2 separate regions of the Mus musculus genome follow, and region 2 is linked to region 1. Evidence: chromatin loops called from intact Hi-C (ENCODE). Cell type or tissue: gastrocnemius. All regions are shown on one strand.

What was found. Hi-C counts contacts between places; a loop is a spot of excess contacts. Peaks named below come from ENCODE experiments on the same cell type or tissue, not always from the same donor. Only the 100,000 strongest peaks of a DNase experiment are listed, where the experiment ranks them.
Region 2: a loop joins it to region 1, with 6 times the contacts of the local background. A loop is called at or near these places in 2 of 42 quality-filtered maps.

What each region holds. Positions count from the first base shown.
Region 1 is chr4:140,158,405-140,160,904 of GRCm38, forward strand. The region is part of intron 1 of Igsf21 (immunoglobulin superfamily, member 21); the gene reads right to left. Among named protein-coding and RNA genes, the nearest start is that of Gm13029, 17 kb to the left of the region's middle. In gastrocnemius, a CTCF peak has its summit at 1,424 (motif pointing left); a DNase peak (open chromatin) is centred at 1,397.
Region 2 is chr4:140,103,689-140,106,188 of GRCm38, forward strand. The region is part of intron 3 of Igsf21 (immunoglobulin superfamily, member 21); the gene reads right to left. Among named protein-coding and RNA genes, the nearest start is that of Gm52685, 35 kb to the left of the region's middle. RefSeq lists an enhancer at 1-2,006. In gastrocnemius, no CTCF peak of the experiment used is centred here; a DNase peak (open chromatin) is centred at 1,224.

The DNA.
Region 1 (2,500 bases):
AGACCCAGAGAGCCAGTGAGACAGTTCAGTGGGTAAACACACTCACCAAGCAAGCTTGACAACCCAAGTTCAATTCCCAGAACCCGCAACTCAAAGAGGACAGGCTCCTGAAAGCTGTTCTCTGACCTACATACACACACACATATACACACACACACACACACACACACACACATACACACACATACACACACACACACACACACACACACACACACACCATAGGGCATACAGTTGTATACACACACATACACACGCACACAAATACATACATACACACACATACACACACAAAGATACACACATAGTGGCACACAGAGGCAAGCACACAGATACATATACACATACATATACACACAGACACATACAGATACATACACACAGATATATACACATACATATACACACCGACACATACACACAGGTATACCTACACACATAAATACATACAAACACACACAGACAAGCACACAGATACATACACACACACACATACACACACACACACATACACACTAAGGTTGACACAATACCCACAACTCTCACTTCAAATGGGGTAAGAGATAATTTATTCTGAAGCCAAATGGAGTGACCATGGACTGGGAACATAGATTCAGGTTACCCTGAATTCCACGTTCCAACACGGAAGAAGTTTCATGAAGTTTTTACAGTAACAGAATAAAAAAAAAGTTATGAGTCAAGGCACTTTTGAAATACACTGGTGGACACATCAGATGGGAATTACAGCAAAGGGGGCAACCTCTGTCATGGGCCTCAGATGCCGACCGGCAGTCAGCTTAGCTCTTTGGTTGGGAGAAGCTCATGGTCTGCTAAGTTAATGCATTTCCAAAACGGTTTCACTTGATATTAGGTCAGAAGTGGGAAAGAAAAGGAAGTAACTGGGGGCTAGACACCCAAGAGAACGGAAATCGGGGTTTGGTGCTGCAACATCCCGCCCTCTCGACCTTTTATGGAAGGTGTGATTTCTTTCTGGAAACCTTTGCTTATTGCAAATAAGAAATAAAAATGTAAGACCTTCTGAGACCAAGGGGGAAAGGCAGGGATTCGACCCTGGCTCCTCCCCCTTCAGAGAATCGACACAAACCTGATTGGTGCACTGGTTATGGTTTTAGTTACTGTAACAAAGAACCTGACAGAAGCAACATGAGGAGGGAGGAAGGGCTCATCTTGCTTCATGGTCTGAGAGGACGCATGGAGGGGAGCTGAAGTCCACGGAGGTGAGAGTTTACAGCTGTGGCTTGTTGTACACCACTGACCAGGAAGCAGAGAGTTCCAGTGGGGCAGGGCTGTAACCTTCGAGGGTCCCCTTCCTGCAACCCACTTCCTCCAGCCAGGCTCTATCTCCTAAAGGTCTCACACCCCCACCCCACCCCAGAGCAAAACAGCGCCACCTACTGGGGACCAAGTGTTCAAACATGAGCTTACACAAGATAGTACAGCCTGCAGAAGAGGGAACACACTTGACCCAGTGTCTCCAAACCTCCTTGCCTCAGAGGCCCCTTTACCCAACACAGGGTCCCTGAGGCACACTGGGATCTGTGCCACCCAGTATTCTGCTCCAGTTTCAGAGCTACTAACTCCTAGGAAGAAGGCCCTGGGATGCTACCACTGGTTTCTTTAGCACCCAGCATTCTCACCCTCACATGCTGAATGGAGGGCAGGTCCCATGCTAGGTCATGGGGGAGCCACCAAAGGGTGCGCAGCTGGGAAGGAGTCTTGGGTATCTACAAAGCACCCCCGTCGCCACACCTTGGGGATGCTGCTGTGTCCATACCCGCCATGCAGTCCAGTGAGACCTCTGGCTCATTCCTCTACTTCCCCACCTCCATCCCAGAGGGCCACATGCCCGCTCCAGCTTGGTGGGGACTTCGTTCTGGGGCTGATCAACCCAGGCTCATTTGATCGGCTTCCCGCTGCTGATGTCCGCCTATTGATTGACTAGATCAATCCAGTCCAATCATCTTAATGAGAAAAGCAGCCGGGATGGGCTGGGATTTCAATTGTGCAGGCAACCTGAGCGGATTGAGCCCCAGGGGCCTGACCCCTGCATGTAGCTTAATGGGTCCAACACTCTGAGAGGCAAAAACAAGAGTAGACCTCAGAGATCAATGTGGAAGTGGGAATTGAATTGGACCCGCGCAGCCACAGCTCCAGAGCAGGGGCTGAAGACAAGGGCTCGCTCTGGGGCCTCTCTCTAATGTAAGCTGAAGTCATGTTCACAGCGAGCCCCTGAGGCCATGAGGTCTAAGAAAGTAGCTGCCATACCATTGGGAGGGGAATCTTTTGGTCATCTTACAACACATTTGCCCATGCGCTCTGAGAAAGACCTGGGGTGGCACAGATGTGACCACGCCCTCTGAAACATACAGAGGAGAAATAGAGGCAGCATTGTGTGTTTGCCACAGAGTAGAGGCGGAGCTTATGAGAGGGGGTGGGGAATCTGGGTGCAGCTTCTGTGATCCAGGTCCCAAACTGTGAT
Region 2 (2,500 bases), 55 kb before region 1:
CGGGGAGTCCCTGGGGCTCCTTGAGGCTCCCCAGGAAATTGTTCTCTGCCGGTTTCTGGTAATATTCCCAGCCTCATTCTCACCCCGCTTTCCCAGCTGAAGAGGAAGCAGCTGAACAGCTGTGGAGCTGGGACTCTGGGCTGAGATGCATTAATTTGTAAATATCTTCATTTATATGTAAATGCGGAGCCCGGAGCCCCGCCGCTGGCCCTAATGGGGCCTTGCAGCCTGGTACTGCGGCTCTTCCTTCACTGGCTGGCCACGGGAAGATGTTCCCAACACTGCTTGATTTCATTAAGTCTCTTCTTTCACTGGCCCCTGTGTCCCCTACATATGGTGGCTCTGCTCCCCGGAGTGCCCTCTGCTCAGGATACCCAGGTGTCTCAGAGTGCAGAAACTCAGCATGAACATGGAGGACTAAAGGAGCCCGGCACATAAATCCTAGGACTGAACTTAAGTCCATGCTGCTGTGTGACTTTGGAAAAGTCCTATACCCTCTCTGGGCCTTATTTTCATTAACTGTAAAACAAAGACGGCACCATGGTATAGGTGTAGGAAGAGGTGGTTTGGGGTTTGATCAAGTTCATGTCATTCCAATGGGAGACCCTTAGCTGGGTCATCCCTTGGCCTTACTGAACTGTGACCCCTTCTGTAAAATAAAATGCAGAAAAGGGGGAGTTAAAAATGTTACTTTTCCAAGTTCAAGGGGTTAGCTGAAGATAGAGAGCAGCAGAAGAGATAGAAGTGTGTACATAGGGGCTTTCAGGATGGGGGATCCCGTGCAAAATTGGCTTTGCCTTGCGGTGGGGAGAGAGGGTTGCTTGAAGCTTAGGGGTGAACACCTTCAGCTCAGAGTTATGTTTGGGGACCAGGAAACTCTGACCCCAGGTCACCTGTCCACCGAATGGGTCAGCCAGCATTTGACTTGGAGAAAATGGGCACCAATGTCTAACACATTCCATTCTAGGATTACAGGAAGATAGTCTAGTCAGCCTGCTTTCGGGGGGCGGGGGAGGGGCGGGGGGCTGGGAGGCTGGGGGGGGGAACTGGCTCAAGATCACTGGGTAGGAAGTGGCTGTGCCAGGATTTGAAGCCTTCAGGCACCTGCTGGCTTTCTCAAAGCTGGTGAGCACGGCTGGAAGCAGGTGTGTGGGGCGTGGGGGTGGGCATGGGGGAGGCCTGGGGTTTCCTTGTGGTCTGAGGAATCAAAGCTAGGCAGGCCTCTGGAGGGCACACCTATAGGCAGAAGCAGACTGCAAAGGAGGGATTTGTTGCTGCCGGGCGGGCGCTGGGTTTCAGGAAACCTGGCTCCAAGCCAGGAAGTCCCCTGCCTGAGGACTCTCTGGGGCTCCCAGGGCATTGCTTATTTTCCTCTCCAAAATGCTTTTTATCTCTGCTCTCATCTTGATGGCAACTGATTTCTCCTTGGCACTCGTTTCTTTTCAGAAAAGGGGGGAGGGGTACAGAGAGGCATCTGCCTGCCTCCTGTGAGCCCTGGGTACACTCTGTCTCAGGTGCTCAGAGAAAAATGGCTGGGAGGAGGAGCCTGGAGAGGCCATCAGGGATCATGGCCACCTTCTGGTCCTCACTCTGGTCCCAGCCAGATCTCACTGCAGAGCTAGAGACACGCTTTGAAAACCAAAAATTCTTCTGTCCCATTCTGAGATTGTATTCTCTTGCAAACCAACACCCCCAACCACAGGGGAGTACCTCCAGGACTTTGGTGTATTCTCTTTGCAAATTCGGTCATGCACTGACTTGTGACCAGGCCTTGGCGGACAATGGGAGCTAAGCACAGAGGTGGGGGTAGGTGAAAGTCCCAGTTAGGGGGTGGAGGTTTGTCCACCCCAGGACTCAGTGTCTAAAGACCACATGACATCAGACACTCACTGGAATGTCCCAGTTGTGCCACCAACCAAGTGGAGCTATGCAAGGTGTCACACAGGCTGTTGTTCCCAGTACAGGTTCTATTGTAGCACTGCCCTCTGAGAGCATCAGCCAAAGCATCTACCACACAGTATGAAAGATCACTCTGTGTGTGTGTGTGTGTGTGTGTGTGTGTGTGTGTGTGTGTGTGTGTGATGTGTGCATATGTGTGTGGTGTATGTATATATGTGTGTATATGTGTATGGTATGTGTATATATGTGTATATGTGAGTATGTGTATATATAGGTGTAGAGTATGTGTATATGTGTGTATATGTATATGTGTTATGTGTGTATGTGTATGTTTTGTATGTGTATATGTGTTGTGTGTATGTGCTTGTATATATGTGTTGTGTTTATGTACATGTATATATGTGTATGTGTATATGTGTTGTGTGTGTATATATATGTATGTGTTGTATGTGTATGTATGTGTTGTGTGTGTATATATAGTGTATATGTATATGTGTGTGTATTTTTGTGTGTATGTGTTGTATGTATGTATATGTATGTAAATATTGTATATGTGTATATGTGTGTATATATCATGTATGTGTGTATGTATGTGTGTTGT